Regions from separate parts of the Homo sapiens genome. Here region 1 is linked to region 2. A link is a loop called in an ENCODE intact Hi-C map of the cell type or tissue named here. Cell type or tissue: IMR-90. All regions are shown on one strand. Links, peaks and the distances in the headings refer to the core of each region. The heading gives the core; the rest is flanking DNA. Region 1 has its middle 5.9 kb from the start of TRI-TAT2-1. Region 2 overlaps MTA3 (metastasis associated 1 family member 3).

What was found. Hi-C counts contacts between places; a loop is a spot of excess contacts. Peaks named below come from ENCODE experiments on the same cell type or tissue, not always from the same donor. Only the 100,000 strongest peaks of a DNase experiment are listed, where the experiment ranks them.
Region 1: a loop joins it to region 2, with 2.7 times the contacts of the local background. A loop is called at or near these places in 1 of 110 quality-filtered maps.

What each region holds. Positions count from the first base shown.
Region 1 is chr2:42,801,953-42,807,339 of GRCh38, reverse strand. No RefSeq gene overlaps it. Among named protein-coding and RNA genes, the nearest start is that of TRI-TAT2-1, 5.9 kb to the left of the region's middle. In IMR-90, for the core only: no CTCF peak of the experiment used is centred there; a DNase peak (open chromatin) is centred at 2,739; H3K27me3 peaks cover 472 bases.
Region 2 is chr2:42,705,285-42,710,671 of GRCh38, reverse strand. It overlaps MTA3 (metastasis associated 1 family member 3), which reads right to left. Exons shown (of 17, transcript NM_001330442.2): 13 at 2,618-2,769; 14 at 1,576-1,798. Among named protein-coding and RNA genes, the nearest start is that of OXER1, 56 kb to the left of the region's middle. In IMR-90, for the core only: no CTCF peak of the experiment used is centred there; no DNase peak of the experiment used is centred there.

The DNA.
Region 1 (5,387 bases), core at 191-5,190, 97 kb before region 2:
CTGGTCTTCATTTCTAATAATGAGAGGCCAAATCAGATCTAATGGTCACTATATTTTCTCTATGACTTTGGTTTCAGATATACAAGAGACACCGTGATGAGCCATATAAACAGTTTGATGGGCTGAATGCAATTTGTAGGTCTAGTGAATGAAAATCGTCTTGGTTCAAAATTGTAGAATTCTCATTTTATGGTCCTCATTTACTTTATTCCAGCAAATGTTTTATATTTTCTATTTTTAGCCAGCATTTCATTATGGGTATATATTAAGCAGCATATGACTTTTAAAAATATTGCTGTAGAGTAGGCAAAGCCCACATGAGAAGCCACCCAAGCAGCTGTCACATGAACGCATATCTGGTGTTCAAGGAATGAATGCTTCATGTACCGGTGAGCACGCATTCAGAGGCTTCCAAAGTGATTCCATTTTAATGGGTAGCGGGGGATCTTAAAGGATTATTTTAATTGTTATTTTTCCAAATGGAAATGTAAAAGATGCCACTGCCACGTGCAACACTGTGGACCTTCCTGAATGCCTTTCAGAACCCCCTCCATTTGTCAGTGTCTGAGGTCCCCTCCTGTCCTGATAGTCCATGATGCTCACCAGCATCCCCGGGGAAAATGACCCCTTATTTTCCCTTAGGAGGAGAAAGAGGTGTAGGTCTCAAGGCCCATGCTCTAGGGAGGTGTGCTGCAGATTTGAACCAATTACACAGAGAGTGGAACATATGATAATTTGAGGGATCCCATCAAATTGCCTGGATTGACACCGAAATGAAGAAGTGGTGAGAGCCTGTCAGATGAGAAAAATTTTAAAGATTGGTAATGTCCAGTGTTGATGAGAGTGTGGGGAAATGGATAGTCTTTAGTTGGTTTTGTTTTTAAGATAGTTTATCAGAATCTGTCAGTGTTTTAAATGCATGTATCTTTTGATCCAGCAGTTTCTATAAGATTCTCTCTTACAGATATACCCATACTTGTGGACAAATATACCATATTTCATCAAATCTAAAACACTCTAAATTGTAAAATGTGCTATTATTTTATGTACCATTAAGAAAACAAAACCTACCGTTTTAACTATGACACAGTCCTTTCATATCACTTAGAATTGCGTCTTATACTCATTAAGATCACTCCTAGCTGGGCGTGGTGAGTCACACCTGTAATTCCAGCACTTTGGGAGGCCGAGGTGGGCAGATCACGAGGTCAGGAGATCGAGACCATCCTGCCTAACATGGTGAAACCCCGTCTCTACTAAAAATACAAAAAATTAGCCAGGCGTGGTGGTGGGTGCCTATAATCCCAGCTACTTGGGAGGCTGAGGCAGGAGAATGGTGTGAACCCGGGAGGCGGAGGTTGCAGTGAGCCGAGATCACGCCACTGCACTCCAGCCTGGGCGACAGAGCGAGACTCCATCTCAAAAAAAAAAAAAAAAAAAAAAAAAAAAAAAAAAAAAAAAAAAAAACGATCCTATGGATGACTCGATGTATTTTTAATCATATGTTCCTCTGGAGAGCCATTGCTTTCTGCTCACCTTTTCAGCCTCATAGTTTCTGTCACTGACAAACACTTCAAGGAGGACAGCAGCTCAGGGTGCTGAGCCCCCCTGAATGCACTTCTCTTCTCCATGAAATTTTGGCCCCTTAGCCCTTAGGCTGCCTTGGTGGCTCATTGTTGCATTCAGACAGATTGGGGGTAGGGTGGGGTATTTACAGAATTTCTAGCTACTAGCAGTGGGAAGGTTAGTTTCATGGAAGCTGATGCATCTGTAGATAATGTGACCACATAATTTATCCTCCAAACAGGGACATTTCTGAGAGTCAAAAGGAGCACTGTTAATAATACTGGACCAACAAGCATGAATTGTGCCGTCCCGGACAATTTGGAACATATGGTCACCCTAATCCTAGCTCCCTTTTGTGTTACCATAAATATATAAACCATAATTAGGGAAAACTCCTTGTTAAACGTCTCTATAAGAACATGGATGGGGTGTGTACCAGTCCATTTCGTACTGCTCTACTCCAAATTCGCCCTTCTTGGCCCTGCTTTGTGATCTTGGAGCTGGACCCTGAAAGTATTTGTCTTGTCAGCTGGTGCCACTGTTAGGTCTTGTCAGTAGAAAGTGCTAGAAGAACACTAGAAGGGACTTCTCTTCCTAGCTCAGTGCTTTTCTTCTGGCTCCTACAGCACAGCTGCCAGTGGGCGGCTTCCCGGTGAGATTTTGCCAGCACCCGACAGAGTTTCCTGCTTGCCATCCTCAGCCTGCAGCACCTCAGCAAACTCCTCCACCATCCGCAGGCCCCGGAGCCACCCTCACCAGTGAACTCTGAATCTCAGCCTTGGAGGGGAGGGAGAGTTTGTTGCTTCCTTGGGTTCCCTATGTCAGCCCTAGAGGTAGTGGCTGCTCCCTTTGTTATTCCTGAATTATCTAGAGTTCCATTTACCCTTCTTCGTAATGAATCCTCCTTTACTAGTTAATAATTTTTTACATTAAATTTTCCCTATTCAAACTACTGGTGTGTCTGAATCCTGACTGATAGGATGCATTAATTATTTCTTTTCACTTGTTGGAGAACAACAGCCTTCAAAGAACATGGAGAACATGGTGGTTGGTGGGTAAAAATAATACACTTACATAGTACTTATCATGTGCTACGCACCAACTCCAAGAACTTGACACCCTATGAAGCAATTTCATCCTCACAGCAACCCCATGAAGCAAGTAGCATTCTCATTTCCTTTCACCAATGAGGAACGTGCAGCACAGTGAGGTCGTGCAGTTTACCAAAACAAGTGGTAAAGCTAAGATTCAAATACAGATTGTGCAACTGAAGATCCATGCCCTCAAACTGTATGGAGTAGATGGCTCATTTTGCAACTTGGAGAACAGTGAGCATGCCTGGCCTTGACAACTCTGTGCCTCTCAGGGTCACCCCCAAGAGAGGCTCTTGTCAGGCTCACAGAAGCCTGTGTATTGGTGGCCAAAGCATTCCAACTTGAAACATGGGAAAGAAAGACCAGTTAGAATTCTGACCCCTAGAGAGGTGAAAACCATGACCCAGGCATGCTGGGCGCCTCTGTGCCTAGATTCCCCTCTGCTGAGGAATGGGGAGGGTTCCTCTGTCAATCCTGGCAAGGGATGGACCCAAACCTATGGGACCAGATAGAGGTCTCGGAGGCCACAGCACAGATGATGACTTTCCTGTGAGAGGACAAAGGAAGAGTTTCAACAGAGCCCGCCAGGGAGCTCTAGGGTTTCAGTAACACTCAAGGTGTTCCTTAGGTCAAAATTTTTGGGTGAGTGGGAAAGCCCACCTTGTGGGGAAGAAGAAAGACAAGAAACTGGAGTAAAACAATCTACATCCATGTTTCTGCTCAACCAACTGGTTGAGTGACTTCAATAGTTGTCCATTGATCATATATACCACAGTTGGCTGAGCCATTCTCCTATTGATGGACATCCTAGGCTCTTTCCTATGTGGGGCTTTTACAAGCTTCTAGGAGCATATGTGTACAAGTATTTTTATTTTTATTTCTCTTGGATAAATACAGAAATGGAATTGCTGGGTTGTAAGGTATGTTTCTGTATAGTTTCTTTGTTTTTAGCATTTTTATTGTGGCAAATTACACATAACATAAAATTTACCATTTTAACTGTTTTTAAATTGTACAATCCAGTGGCATTTAGTACATTATGACGCCCGGCTAATTTTTTTATATCTCCTGACCTCAAGTGATTTGCCCGCTTCAGCCTCCTAAAGTGCTGGGATTACAGGCGTGAGCCACCACACCTGGCTATTTTTTTCTTTTTATAGTGGTAAAATATACAGAACATAAAATTTACCATTTTAACCCTTTTTAAGTGTGTGATTCAGTGGCATTAAATACATTTACGTTGTTGTACAACCATCTCCACTATTCATCTCCGCAACTTTTTTCTCATCTCAACTGAAACCCCATACCCATTAAACAATAACTCTCCATTACCTCCTCCCCCGAGCCCAGTAACCACTATTTTACCTTCTATCTCTACAAATTTGACTATTCTGAGTATTCATAAAAGTGGAATCATACAATATTTGTCCTTTGTGCATGGTTTGTTTCACTTAGCGTAATATTTTTAAGGCTTATTTATGTTGTAACATCTATCAAAACTTCATTTCTTCTTAAGGCTGAATAATATTTCATTATATGTGATACTACGTTTGGTTTATACATTCATCTGTCAATAGACGCTGGGTTGTTTTCATCTTTTAGTTATTGTGACTAATGTTACTACTAACATCGGTGTACAAATATCTGTTTGAGTCCCTGCTTTCAGTTCTCTTGGGTGTATCTCTAAAAGTGGAATTCCTGGAAGATACAGTTAATTCTATGTTCAATTTTTTTGATAAGCCACCATACAGTTTTCCACAGCAGCTGTGCCATTTTTACATTCTCACTAAAAATACACAAGAGTTCCACATCTTCACCAACACTTGCCATTTTATGTTTTGGTTTGTTGTGGTTGCTGTTGTTTTTATAATAGCCATCCTAATGAAATGAAGCACTATCTCACTGTAGTTTTGATTTGCGCATCCCTAATCATTAGTGATGTGAGCATCTTTTTATGGGTTTATCAGCCATTTATATATCTCCTTTGGAGGAATGTCTGTCAAGTCCTTTGCCTATTTTTTAAATTCTGTTGCTTGTTTTTTTTGTTGTTGAGTTTGGGGAGTTGTTTTATATTCTGGCTATTAACCCGTTATCAGATACATGGTTTGCAAATATTTTCTCCCATTTTGTAGCTTGCCTTTTCACTCTCTTGATAGTGTCCTTTGATGCACAAAAGTTTTTAATTTTGATAAAGGTCCTATGTTTGGTGGTTGTTTGGGGCTTTGTTTTTGAGACAGGGTCTATCTCTGTTGCCCAGATTGGAGTGCAATGATGCCATCATAGCCCACTGCAACCTCAGACTCCCGGGCTCATGCAATCCTCCTGCCTGAGCCTCCCCAGTAGATGGGACTATAGGCACACGCCACCACTGTCTGCGAACTTTTTTTTTTAAATTAGAAATGAGGTCTTGCCATGTTTCCCAGGCTTGTCGTGAACTACTGGCCTCAAGGGATTTTCCCACCTCAGCCTCCCAAAACACTGGGATTACGGACATGAGCCCCAGAACCCGACCCCTATGTTTAGTTTTATAAGAAACTATGGAACTCTTTTTTTTCAAATTAGTTGTGCCACCTTATACTCCCACCAGTAATGTTGAGAGTTCCAGTTGCTTGACATCCTCACCAATGCTTCATATTGTCAGTCTTTAATTTTAGCCATTCTACCGGGTGTGTAATAGTATCTCATTGTATATTTAATTTGCATGTTAATTTGCATTTATACAATGCA
Region 2 (5,387 bases), core at 61-5,060:
TAGCACAAAACCTAAATATAAGCCTAAACTCTCAAATATACATGAATCTAATATAGTAATCCCCCTTCTGTGGGACTCTGACATTGCTACCACTTTCTTTTTTTTTTTTTTTTTTTTTTTTTGAGATGAAGTTTCGCTCATTGCCCAGGCTGGAGCGCAATGGCGCAATCTCAGCTCACTGCAACCTCTGCCTCCCGGTTTAAAGCAATTCTCCTGCCTTGGCCTCCTGAGTAGCTGGGATTACAGGCGCCTGCCACCACGCCTGGCTAATTTTTGTATATTTAGTAGAGACAGTTTCACCATGTTGACCAGGCTGGTCTCGAACTCCTGACCTCAGGTGATCCACCCACCTCGGCCTCCCAAAGTACTGGGATTACAAGCATGAGCCACCGCGCCCAGCCCTCAACTCCCTTTACAAAGCATTTTTCTTCTTATAGAGCTGCTACTTAAGTTTTAAAGCCTTTCAACTATTCTGCTAAAAATTATCTTTAGGAACAAAAAATGTTTTTTTCAGTCATCATTCCTTTTATTGATATCCTCTTTAAATCAAAGGGGAACATTTCATAGTAAGAGATTTCTTAGAATGGCTTTAGGATTTCCTATCTGTTAGGCCAGACAGCAAGTTTTGTCACCCCTTAAGGAACAAAAGCTGCACGGCTCTAACATGCTAGCCTGGAATGTGACTCCAGAGCTAACATATTAATTATACACATATTGTCAGAGACATGGTAATGACAAAACGATCCACAATTCATGGACACATATGATCTCTGTGCTAACAAAAATAAAAATAAAAAAGATAAGCAAGACCAAATGTGTTGAAAATAAGAGTAGTAAGTCATGTAAATGTTATGTGGTGATATATATGATACATGATCATGAAATGGAAACCAAACTGGACAAACAGGCTGCTCAACCATATGTTTAGATGCTAGCTTATGAAAATGCAATGTGTAATTTCAGAAAACTCACCCAAAAATGAGTTTAAAATTTACTTGTAATTTGCTAGACCTTCTAATAAATATAGTATTTGTTATGAATCAAGGGTGAATTTCCATAATGTTGTATGACAATTGTAAAAGGTTCATGAGAAAAACGAGAGGTTTACAAAGACATACAGTCTCTAATTAGTGTAAATTGGCAAATTTTATTTAAACCTAATGAATCCATGTAAGACTGGACTGTACTGTCTCGATTATGGAGTCTCATTATAACAGCATCCTTAGGGGTTACATTGTGGCACTACCTAAAAGGTAAAAGTGCTTCAATAAGGGCTCTGCAGGCAATTCCATCACAAAACCCCATGGAATAGGATCACCTCCCACCAATCTTTTGCTAAGCACTACTCTCTGGTAAAGAGTACAGAAGTTTCAATGTTTTGATTTTTTTTTTCCAGGTTGGCATGATACAAATGGCAGCACACAAAAACAATGTTAAAAAATAAACCAAATAAAAGGCTGTACACAAGAACTTATGTTTATTGCAAACAAACAAACAAAAAAAAAAGGAAAGAGAGGAAAAGAGAAAATGGTCAGAAGCACAACATATAAGGTTAAGAATTTAAAAGCATCTTACATTCTGCCCTAATGGCAGCATAATTAATAGCAACAAACGGCCGTCTTGCTGCCTGCCGCAGCCGGAGGGTATTTTTGCAGACCTGACGAGCAAATTTTGTGAAATATGTAGTATGAAGGAAGAAAGCTTGGCGGGTCTTCACTGCAGACTTTGGACTCCCAGTGTTTCGGACTGGCATTCCCTGCATGGCCTGGCGGGACACGTGACTTCTAACACGAGGGTCCTGCAAAATCAGAAAACAACAAACACTCAAGGAAGTGAACTTGCCCAAACACGTTACTGTTTGCATCATGCTCAAAAGAAAAGTGCAACTTTTAAATCTTTCATGAAGCATCTATAACGTCACTTGGTGCACTACCTCTAAAAGAGAGAATTAAAGTGTGCACTTTTGGGAAAGAGGTGGGGAGTAGAGAAGGGAACTGTGGAGAATACTGTACTGCTATACAGGAATCCAAAATCACATTCACAGTAAGTGGTATGAAACTGCCAAGGGGGTTAACTACACTTTTTTTTAAATTAAGGAGTCCTGAAAGCCCGTCAGCACTGAAAAAGGGTAGTCGCCCACTGGTAAACACAGGCGTTTGGCATCTTCAGCCTATGAGGATTTTACCAAAATCACATTTAAACTGTTGTTCACCTCAAGATTAAGTCCATACTTCTTGTCCCTCCAAAACAGCCACGGGGAGAAAAAATGCTTAATTTGCATTTATGACTTTATGTAGTAAGACACGCCTTCAACAGAATGTAAAGGTTACGAACTGTTTTCAAAAGCAATTAAACATTTAATTTGTAAGCTCTCTACTTATGCTAACATCTCCCACACTCATTGTTTTTTTGTCTGAGACCATTATTCTGAATACCTGATAAAATTTAATTTCTCTCTGCTTCTCTCCACACCTACCCTGAATATTGTAGTGCTACGTTTAGCTATAAAGGTAGCTTTCTTCATTTTTTAATTATCCTATACTGTACTTCTGTTTCCAAGGAATAATCAACCCATTTAAAAACATGCCATTTTTCAACACTAAAAAGACTACTGTACCTCTGTAGTTGGGCTAGGAGATAACTTCTCTTCTTCTGACTGGGTGGGCATTTTCAAGCCTCCATATTTTTTCCAATAAAGCCAACAAATTGCACATAATCTACACTGCATATTAGGTGGGCCCCAAGAATACCACTGGTGAGACTGTGTAGCTAAAGCAGAAGAAAAATAAGAAAAAACGAAAAATGCTATTTAATTTGTAACATCAACACAAAATAATCAAACATTTTAAAAATACTTGTCATGCTTAGTTTACAATGTTATTGTTCCCAGCTTACAAGCCAAACATAATAGTATATTTGTTTTTTTAATACTCAGAATTCATTAAACCAACTTATTTCCATTATTATATAAAGTGCTTGTGGCCCTGTTAAAGCTATTCAGTGAAGCATCCTGTATTATGCATTGTGCTGCTGAGGGAGTTTTTGTTTTGTTGATTAAAAATACTCTATTGTGTATGTTTCTGGAAATAGGTTCTCAAAAAGATGGTAGTATTTAAAAAATCTGGGGCCGGACATGGTGGCTCACGCCTGTAATCCCAGCACTTTGGGAGGTTGAGGCAGGCGGACCATGAGGTCAGGAGATCAAGACCATCCTGGCTAACACGGTGAAACCCCGTCTCTACTGAAAACACACAAAAAAAATTAGCCAGGCATGGTGGCACGCACCTGTAGTCCTAGCTACTCGGTAGGCTGAGGCAGTAGAATTGCTTGAATGTGGGAGGCAGAGGTTACAGTGAGCTGAGATCACGCCACTGCACTCCAGCCTGGGCGACAGAGTGAGGCTCCATCTCAAAAGAAAAAAAAAAAAAATCTAAATCCACGTTTCCAAACCCAGGGTTCAGACACCACTCCAAGGATTATTTAAGGTACTCAGGGAGGTCTCATTGATAAAGTCAGGAATCTAATAAAAACAGGTATCTGTCAGCCAGGTGTGGTGGTGAACCCCTGTAGTCCCAGCGACTACAGAGACTGAGGCAGCAGGACTGCTTGAGCCTGGGAGGTTGAGGCCACTGTGATTGCACCACTGCATTCCAGCCTGGGTTACAGAGGGAAGCGGGGAGGAGGAGGGGGCTGGGGAGGGGAAGAGGGAGGGAGTAGGGGAGGAGAGAAGAAACAAACAGGTATCTGTTTTGCACTCCTTTATTTTAATCAATAAGTAAAATCCTTATTTTAAAATCTCCATTTACAGACAGAATCCCTTTCAAGACTCTAAATCCATATGAAGTGAGCATGGGCAGCTGACATCACAGCATGCTTGAGGCCTAAAACTCAGATGATTTAACAGCTAGCTGAACACTGTAAGCTTGTGTTAGTTTTTGTTTTGTAGTTTAAATTACTGACATGTGACATTTAAAATACATGTGTGATAGATCTGAAGTTTAAGAGAAAACATTGAGGTTGAGACATAAGTTAATTGGGTGCATAAAAAATTGTAATTCTGTAAGTTTGCCTTAAAATATTATTTCTCTGACCTGTAAGTTACCTTCAAATGTTCAAACAGCACATGAAGATATCAACTAACACTTCACAAACCAATGTGAAAAAGAGAAAATACAGAGACCATTATATTCATGTTTATCGGGAATAACACTGTACACCCATCATGTATTATTTTTGGAGGATTATTATTTTAGGCTTTTATTTGTGTAAATATTTTAGGCCTATTTTAGGCTTTCATTTATACAAATAACTATTTTATACAAATGAAAGCCTAAAAGCCTTTCCTCCTATAATTTAGAACTAATAAGTCATTTTTTAAATTTTTTATTTTATTATTATTATACCTTAAGTTTTAGGGTACATGTGCACAATGTGCAGGTTAGTTACATATGTATACATGTGCCATGCTGGGGTGCTGCACCCATTAACTCGTCATTTAGCATTAGGTATATCTCCTAAAGCTATCCCTCCCTGCTCCCCCCACCCCACAGCAGTCCCCAGATGTGATGTTCCCCTTCAAAATCTTAAACATTAAGCTATGAATCTATTTTGAATTCTAAATATAAAATTTCACTTAAAACATACATTTTACGTAAACTAATCATGCAAATCATTTTAATAATTGTCAATAAATGCCTTTCTCCTTAAATAACTCAAATTCAATTGGAAAGTAGGTATCATTTAATAAATAGAAAACATCAAGTTCTATCTCTCTGTAAGGATAAATCTTATATTAAGATAACATTTTATCATGGAGATTAGTAATACATGAGTCTAAAGTAAATATTATAAAATAAAAATAGCTTATTCATCATGCACACATAAAAATAACAGAATAATCATTTAAGGGGATATACGTGAGTGTGAAAGGGGTTTGCAAGTTAATTTTTTTTTTGGGGGCGGGGGGGAGACGATGTTTCACTCTGTCACCCAGGTTGGAGTGCAATGGTGCAATCTCAGCTCACTGCAACCTCTGCCTCCTGGGTTCAAGCTATTCTCCTGCCTCAGCCTCCTGAGTAGCTGGGATTACAGGTGCATGCCACCATGCCTGGCTAATTTTTGGTATTTTTAGTAGAGACGGGGTTTCACCATGTTGGCCAGGCTGGTCTCGAACTCCTGACCTCAGGTGATTCACCCGCCTCAGCCTCCCAAAGTGCTGGGATTACAGGCATGAGCCACAGCACCCTGCCTGCAAGTTAAAATCAAGACAGGTTAAGCCACTACCACTTGTCTGCAGGATTCTTTTCATTTTCATTTGAATATACATGAACTACAAAATCCAAGAATTCCCAATTCAAGGTATTTATGATGCTATCCATGTAAAAGCC